2 separate regions of the Mus musculus genome follow, and region 1 is linked to region 2. A link is a contact called in ENCODE Hi-C or POLR2A ChIA-PET data. All regions are on one chromosome and are shown on one strand. Each heading gives the region's core, a stretch centred on a gene start or an enhancer-like site at or near the end of the contact. The rest is flanking DNA. Distances are from core to core; before and after follow the strand shown. Region 1 holds the start of Papss1 (3'-phosphoadenosine 5'-phosphosulfate synthase 1). Region 2 holds the start of Ostc (oligosaccharyltransferase complex subunit (non-catalytic)).

Region 1 (4,345 bases), core at 1,229-3,728, 860 kb after region 2:
AGACAGAACAGCAGAGATGGAGGGAGAGAGACTTGAAAAGTGAGCTCCAGAGATCACAAAGTCCACCTGAGCAAGAGCAAGGGGAAGGAGCCAAATCCAGTCAGAGAAATGCCACTTATAAATGTGAAATGCCACTTACAAATGTCCAAGGACAAATGACCCAGAAAGAATCTGTACTCTCACCAGTCCAAGTGAGAAAAACCTTGGCATCGTTGACATATTCACAGGGGGTGCTGAGTAACTGGGAAGAAGTACGGTCAGGATAATTTATAAGTACAAAGAAAAACTTCCTCTCAGGTGTCTCTGGTTAAGAGGGAAACTATAGCAAAACCTATCTTGGAAGAGGTTTCTGTAACATGGATTTGAGATGACATCAGAAAGCAGGACTCAACAGTGTTCAAACTACTGCCCAGGACACGAGCTTGCATCACAAAGATTTGACAGTTAAATTATGCTCAGTGGCTCGACTTAGGTATCAGGAATTCATCTGGCTCTTGCTTTTTGGACACCTGGACGGTGCACTATCATACTGTTGGAAAAGCACTACTGCTACACAGCAAAGTAAAAAGTTGGTTCAACAGCACCTCTCAAGGATTTGTTCTTAAAATACGTTTATAAGCACCGGAACTTAAATACACTCGGTTGTCCCTTTTATTTTGTAGCTGTCCCTTTAGTCTTCTCATTGTGGCCTTTTTGATGGGCGAACGCTTCAACAGAGTTTAGCTGTAAGGACCAATTTAGTCAATTAGGACTCCCATGGCTCCAGCTGTATCTATGCACTATTTCCCTTGAGCAGGAATGGGGGCTCTCTGAGAAATGGCTGGTTCTGGGTGGCACCCGCCCCCACCACCTTAGTCTGAAACTTAGAATCTTTTAAAAGAAAACAATTATTTTTTTAGGTGCATACAAAAGAATAGGTTTCTTTATGACATTTTCATAAATATATGTGATTGGCCTTTGTCCACATTTTCTTGTTTATCATTGTCCTTATTTTTAGTCTTTTAGTCTCATTCTTGTGACTGCTATAAGCAGAATTTAGAATTGTATTGAAATTCAGTCCTATATACTATTAGATTAAGAATCCCCTAGATAGAGCTAAAGGATGGAACACGCCTTGAATCCCAGCACTCAGGAGTGAGAGGCAGGTGGATCTCCGAGTTTGAGGTCAGCCTGGTTTACAGAGTGAATTTCAGGACAGCCAGGGCTATAAAGAGACATCCTGACTCAAGAACACAAAAACAAACAAACCAGAAAGAAAGAAAGAAAGGAAGAAAGGAAGAAAGAAAGAAAGACAAAACAAGCAAGCAATAAAGACATTTTATATATATGGTGGAGGAATAAGATCTGATTTGCATGTTAGAAGTACCTGTCTGACACTATTGAGAACAGAGAGGTTGGCAGAGGAGTGATACTTGTTGTGTGCGTCTCTCTGTGTGCGTGGTGTGTATGTGTGTGTGTGTGTGGTGTGTGGCGCGTGTATCTGTGCAATGACGACTCCTGTTAGACGTGGAGGAGGGAGATTAATTTGAGACTTTGTCAGTGGAGCAAATAGGAACTGACTTGCTAGCAATAGGCTATGCAAGTAAGCCTCAAGTGTTGATTGATATGTGTGTGTGTGTGTGTGTGTGTGTGTGTGTGTGTGTGTGATCACTGGTCGTCATCAGTAGCGGAGTAAGCAGCTAAATTTTGTGAGACTGTGGATGTTTGCAGTTATGGTTATGGTGAGCTTAAAGTTATGGGGATGAGTGCGAAGGGTTATAACTCCTGGAGAAGGCCTCCCCCTCCCAGCCCCATTCTTTTACGAACTGATCATGGACTATATGTGGTTGGAAATGCCCTTTATAGGTGAGCATTCCGCCTTGCGTACCAGGGAACCTGGATTTTAGTCCTCTATGAGTAGCAAGTACTAGAGAAGCCCCTTTGTGGCTAGTCAGCGGCAACAAACACTGCATAGAAATTTCCTGATAGAAAGCGGCTCTCCAAGTGGGAAAGGCGTCACCTTACAAATACTTTCTAATCCTTGATGAGATACAGTTGATGTCAAAAAAACATTGTGCACTGAGTAGGATTGCAAAGCGGTGAGCAACATGTAATGGTGAATTCACTTAAGTAATCCTACTTTTTGCAGGGCTGGGAAACATTTTTTCAAAGTCGGCCTAGTTGACAAGCGCACACATCGAGCCTGTGCAGTGTTTGCGGAAGAAAAGCTAGAGAGCAGCAGGAGCCCACGTCAGCTTCTTCCCCTACCAGCCTCAGCTCTAGGGAGCGTCTCCCACGCCCAGCTCTGCAGGCGTCGCTCCGCCTCGCTCACTGCGCATGCTCAGCATCTGAAGGCTCTCTTCAACAAACCCTCAGACCACGCCCCTCGTCCTGGGTCAAGGCGGAGCTTCAAGCGCCCCTCCTGGTGATTGGATGTTGAGGTCTCGACCCCGCGCCTCCGCTTCGCCCCGCCCTCCACGCTGCTCGGATGCCTAGCTCCAGCCGAGGCGATCACTAGCTGGAGCGCACGTCAGCGCGCGCCTGAGCCCGGGGTGCAGGCCCCGCCCCTTCTCCCTGCTCCGCCCCGCCCCTCGGCCTCTCTCCCACTGCTCGGCCCCGGGGCTCTCAGCAGCAGTGCATCCGCGCTCCGCGGCCATGGAGATTCCTGGGAGTCTGTGCAAGAAAGTCAAGCTGAGCAATAACGCGCAGAACTGGGTGAGTGGTGGCCGCAGGCCGGAGCGCGGGGAGCGTGGGTGGCTGTGGGAACCGCGGGCTGCCCGTGCATCCTGCGGGAGCCGGGGGCGGGGACCCGGGCGGCGGCGGCCGGTGAAGGCGAGTCCAGGCCCGGAGCTGTCCCCTAGGCTGGCGAGGCGGAGGGCTGCGGCGGAGGCAGACGGAGGCGCCTCTGCACGTTCCGGGTGTGCTTGGCCCAGGTTTGGGTCGGTCTCCGAGTCTTTACGTTTCTGAGTTGCAGTGTACTGAGAGAATAACAATGTGGTCATTCATGGATCGGGACTGCAGGACTGAGGTTCTTTGTGTCTCTGTTTTAAATTGGAATGTCGGACACAGACATACTTTTAAAGACTCGATTTCTGGTGACAGTTAGGTGTGGGAAGATTAATAGTTTCTAACATTGAACAGCGAGTGCCAGTTGGCTTCATTGGCCAAGTGCTATGGCTTCAGAGGGTCGTTTACTTCTGTAGTTTATTCATTGGTGGTGGCAGCTAAGATGGTAAGCGCGAAGCTGGAGACCATCCAACTTTGGAGGCTGCAAAGGCCCTGCTTCAGCGTTAGATGGATTTTTTTTTTCTTTTATTCCGCAGGTAACAGGATCATGAAGTTTAATTTAATCTTGTAAATCATCACCTGCCCTTGGTGAGTCAGGAGAAAGTTAAAAAAAAAAACGCTGTTTCAGGCTAGTGTTCTTTTGAAGTCATTGATTTGCCACGTCTGCTGTCAGATTCAAGAATTCTCACTGTCTTCTTTCATCCTTTACCTTAACTTCTTAGAAGGTGAGAGGGATGTGAGATAAAAGGGAGATTAGGAGGTTGGAAGGGACAGACTCCTGGCGTGGGCTCCAGTCCCCCGCCTTGCTGTTTGTAAGTTGGGTGATCTTGAGGACAGTCACTCCACTCTGAATCTCAGGTGACTGGAGGGTGTAACAGTGTGTCCTTCTCAGGATTGTCTTTCTGAGTAGAGAAGATAACGAAGGTGAAAGAGCAACGAAACCATTGCTCTGAAACTCCGATTCAGCATCACTATTGTTGCTAACAGGATTTTACGGATAGGGAGGTAAGTTGACTAAATTGGAGTATTTCAAAGAAGTTTCAGTAATACTGTCTGTCTATAAGTCATTTATTTAAAGATCATTTTGTTATTTTTTGAGTCTGAGTGTTTTCCCTGTGTGTATGTGTATGCACCAGGTGCGCGCCTGATGTTCCAGAAGGGTGTGTAGGATCCCCTTCGGGCTGCAGTTACAGGTAGTTGTGAGCCACCATTGTGTGTGTTCTGGGGATCCTCTGTAAGAGCGAGTGCTGTCAACTGCTGAGCCAACTCTTCTGCTGCCCTAATTCATTTATGTATTACATTATTTGCTAATGTAGAGATCCATATTTGACAGCTATAAAAAACCATGGGGCTCAGGGCTTGCTTTGCAGTTGCCCATGGCAACTGATTGTTAAGGGCATATGTTTTTATGGGCCACAGTGAGTGGCCTAAGATAGGAGTTTTATTGCAGTTTAGAGGCAAGGTTAGTTTGGCCCCAGGGGTTTTTATGAGTTTATGGAGAACCTCATATTTCTGAGGTGGGTGGAGCCATTACATCCCTGAGCGGAGACATGTTTGACTACTGAAGGTAGTTTTTGTT
Region 2 (4,434 bases), core at 1,231-3,730:
CCTGCCATGATGCTAATGGATTGAACCTTTGAAACTATAAGCCAGCCCCAGTTAAATGTTTTCTTTTATAAGAGTTGCCTTGGTCATGGTGTCTCTTTACAGCAATGTTTAGAATGACATCTAGACAACATTATCTCTCAAAGAGGTGCCAAGTTTACCAAAGAAACAGAGTAACAAGGCTCTGATGAACACTGAGGCTGCTCTACATCCTGCAGTATCAAATATGCAGCTAAGATTCCATTCTCTATGGAAAATACAGAGGCACATTGTCTCATTAGTATGTGAATTTGCTTTCAGCTTTAAAAAATACCACAACAGGGGCTGGAGAGAAGGTTCAGAGGTTAAGAGTATTAACTGCTCTTTCAGAGGTCCTAAGTTCAACTCCCAGAAACCACATGGTAGCTCTGAACCATCTATGATGAAATCTAGTGTCCCCTTCTGAGTGGCAGGCATGCATGCATATGTACATGTATACATGATAAGAAAAAACTAGCATAAATTGTGTATCTAGCAAATTGTTGTTGTAAAGTAAGCTTACTAGTTACTTTTACTAGTAAAAGTTTGACCTTATACCTATTACATATGCCTATTTACCCAAGGTTGTGCAAAAATCTGTCAGGAAAAATGGGGACACATAGGAGGAAAAATGCCAGAAGTGCTGGTCTAAGTGAACAAAACACCTCACTAGTCTCCTGGTCCACGTTGGTCCACACTTTTTTTTTTTTTCTTTTCTAGTATGACCCTTCTAACCATTCAAACTCAGACTAACAGATCATTTCTCCAGGAAACATACTGGAATTAAATCAATGCTTCTAAACTCTACTGTGTAGCAGAAAGCAATTGTGCGGTAGTTAGCATGTCTCCACTACCTTCTATGGAGGGCAGAGTCATTATATTTTCTTTGCTGTTATCCCAGCACTGAGTTAACAGAAAGTCAGTGTCGCCTGTCCTTCCCAGCAACATTGCTTAGGTACAGGTACACTCAGTTTTTAGAAAGCTGTCCATTAGAATTTTCAGCTCTCCCAGCACCACGTCTGCCTGCACACGACTGCCATGCTTCTCGCCATGCTGAGAAGAAGCCATTCCAGAAGCCAAACGGTAAATGTACAAAATGCGCCCTTCCATTTTGACCCAGTGGTTGGGGCAGCGAAATTCCCCCCAAACCCCATTCTAAAACCACCAAAACTGTGGCCCAATAGAAAGCTGAGGCTTCTCACAAAAACTGTCTCCAAAGGAAGCAAAAGTCAAGAAACAAGCTGGCAAGAATGAACACTAAGTTCTTAAAGCCCAAGGCATTAGGTGTCATATTCACGATTCACTGTGCTGAGCAAAAGTGAATGTTAACGCCACACACACCAGGTAATGTCTTTTTTTTTTTTTTTCTTAAACAACAACAACAATGTTTAAAGTGGCCTTTAGCATTTCCGTTAATGTGCACTCCGTAGAATGCCAACTCTACAGTTAAATACTGTCTTCTACCTCTTCAAATATGCCAAGTAGCCTCAGAAAGCAGTTAAGCAATAGCAATATGTCTACACACACCCTAAAAAAAGTTGAACCACTTTTGCTAACCAAAAATCTTTTTAATTTTCTGAATTAAGTAGTACACTACTTCCTAAATTCCTGAAGCCCAGTCCTGGATACATCCTGGAACTGTCGCTCCAAAGGGTGCTCTAGAGCCTGCAGACGGACTGCCAACTCACCAATAGGCAAAGCCACACCCCTCTGCATTTTCCACTTAAGGGATTTGGTGACAGATATCTAAAAAGCACTGCTTCCCTTCTATTTTCTGAGTCCCATTTTCTGCCCTCTGAGATACACCATCTTTTTGCAAGCCTCAATTCCAATCTCACGTATTTCTCAAAAAAACCGTGGCTTCGGTAAGTTCCCTTCTCATTCCTGTGATTTGACATAAAGCAATCCAAGCCCCTGGGGTCTGAACTAACAAACTCAAAGGTTATCAGATCTCTTCCACGATTTCAGGGTCCTCACGATTAGTTTAATAAAAGTCCCACACTCTCTCGACCAACCAAGGAAACACAGTGATTCAAAAATGATGTTCCCAAGACCCTGGTCAAACAATGCACAGCAAGAAATAACAACTAGCTGGACTTGACAATTATATCCAACTCAGCGCTCGAAGGAAAAAGCGGGCAGAGAGGAGACCATCTCTTTCCAGTGAAAGGCGTGAGCCTACGGGGCCCGGCTCGGGGGCCACGCGCCTCCGGAGCGAGCAGCCTGCGCGCCCACCCGACCCATCACGGCCGAGTTACCTCCGGTAATGAGGAAGTAAGATACCACTACCAGGGCGTACACCGTCATAGCCGACGGCATGTGCACCCAGGGCGGTTTCTTCAGCTTCAGGTTGGGGCATTCGAGCACTAAGAATGGGACTCGGTACAGAGTCTCCATGTCCCCGGCGGTAGGGCCAGCCCTCTGGCCTCCAGCCTCCCGCACCGCCCGGAAACACGCCCGCCTACTGCGCATGCGTAAGCCGAGGACCACAGGTCTGTAGAAGTCAGAAGGAGACAAGATATTCACTGTAGAAAGAAAGAAATTGCACTAACCTGATAAATAATATACATATTTAAAAATAAATAATAATGGTCGTTTTTAGGCTTGAGTGTGGGTTAGAAGCTTTTTTCTTACTGAGAGATCATTGTTTATTATATACCTTCCAGGACCTGCAAGGCGTCCTACGTGGCCAAGCCACAGAAGCGGAGAGATTAGCATCCCCACTGCCCCGCCCACTTGCTGACGCCACCTACTTGAGAGCTGATTGGCTGCTGGAAACTCTTAAGTTCATAGAGCTGGAGGATGAATGAAAGTTTAGATGTGTGCTCCCTTTTAGTATTGGAGGTCTCCCCTCGGGGCTTTAAAAAGCTCTAATTCGCTGAGCTTTTTCTTCATGCTGTATAGCGACGCTAATTGGCAGTAATTGCCAAAGTAGTATGGGCTTTATAAAAAATAATAATAATAAATGAATAAAACCCACACAGTCCATGTCAACCACAAACTGTGACAGAACAAATATTACTTTAAACCATTTTCAGTCACGCCTGAGTTAGTAAAAATCACCCAGGCCAAAAATCTTGAAGTCATTCTGGTTTCTCACCTTAATTACCTGCTTAGTAGGGCGCCGGCTTCAGCACCATAAATACTAAAATTGGAACGGAAAATCCTGCCACCTGGCTACTTCAGGTGTCTTCCTGCCAAGGTATCAAATGTAAATAAGAAAGGACTTTACTAGCTAGAGACAGTAATCCTGATCAATCAAGGAAATAACGGGCTATTATAAAACAGCAAGGAGGGGGGAAATGTTTTTGGAATACAGAAGCTCCGCTGCAGTGCCTCTTATCGTTCCCGTATCCTATGATAAAAAGCTTAAGCAACATAACAAGCCAATGGGGGTAGAAATGTTAGTGGCTTGGACCATTCAGATTTTAAAATTTGAGCCACAGCAGGAGTTAAGGAACTAAAATCATCTACTGTTAGTTTTACTATAAGCAACAGAAATATGAAGTGTGAACTGGCGATGAATATATTTTTTTTCAAAAACATACAATATGGATATCATGTCAAGCTGTGTCATACCATGCTTGTATTTCATTAACTCACAAAGCTGGAGTACCGCCGGGCAGTGGTGGCACACACCTTTAATCCCAGCACTTGGGAGGCAGAGGCAGACAGATTTCTGAGTTTGAGGACAGCCTGGTCTACAGAGTGAGTTCCAGGACAGCTGAGGCTATACAGAGAAACCCTGTCTCAAAAAACCATTAAAAAAATAAATAAATAAAAAGCTGGAGTAACATTGCCCAGATCCTTCTCACTGCATAATTATTTTGGTTTTCTTTTTTTTCTCTCTCTCTCTTTTTTAAAAAGGTGCCAGGATCAAAATTAGTGCTACAAATATGCTAGGCTGAGTTAAAACTCTGAAACGTTTTTAATTAGAAGAAACATCATTAGTTTTAAGAGACAGTATTTTTTTTAAACTACGGTCATTATTTCTAAAACTTTAAAATACTAAATTGAAAATGGGTAGATTAAATAAATATCTGGTGAAGCATCAATATAGTGAGATACTGGGGAACCAGCACATGTGATGCCAAAGAAGTTCATTTTTCCTGAAATGGAGAGATGCTCAGGGCAGGTCTGAAATGAAGAATAGCGGGAGTGAAAAAGAGGCCCGTGGAGAACTGACTCATTCATGTGTGCATTTTTCAGGCATCGTGCACTGACGAAAGTCTAAAGGAACATAAAAACAAACGTGTGTGTGATAAAACTGTAGACTATGCCTTTTCCAAAATACTACCAATTACATACGAACAACGTTTGTATGTAATATGCATGTTCAATATGTTATATTCTATGTTCGAAAAGTTTAAAGAGTTCCCAGTTATAACATGGCAGTTACTTTCTACCAAAGAATACAGT

The links. A loop is a pair of places that touch in the nucleus more often than their neighbours do. ChIA-PET counts read pairs that join two places held with the same protein, here RNA polymerase II (POLR2A).
Region 1: a loop to region 2 is called in a map of heart, with 6 times the contacts of the local background. The contact joins the promoter of Papss1 here to the promoter of Ostc in region 2. A Hi-C loop is called at or near these places in 3 of 37 maps with a recorded cell type or tissue (all heart). POLR2A ChIA-PET finds 5 or more read pairs at or near these places in 1 of 5 experiments (embryonic stem cell).

Annotation. Positions count from the first base shown.
Region 1 is chr3:131,562,290-131,566,634 of GRCm38, forward strand. It overlaps Papss1 (3'-phosphoadenosine 5'-phosphosulfate synthase 1), which reads left to right and starts at 2,479. Exons shown (of 12, transcript NM_011863.2): 1 at 2,479-2,694. The coding sequence starts at 2,635.
Region 2 is chr3:130,706,964-130,711,397 of GRCm38, forward strand. It overlaps Ostc (oligosaccharyltransferase complex subunit (non-catalytic)), which reads right to left and starts at 2,481. Exons shown (of 4, transcript NM_025509.3): 1 at 2,274-2,481. The coding sequence starts at 2,412.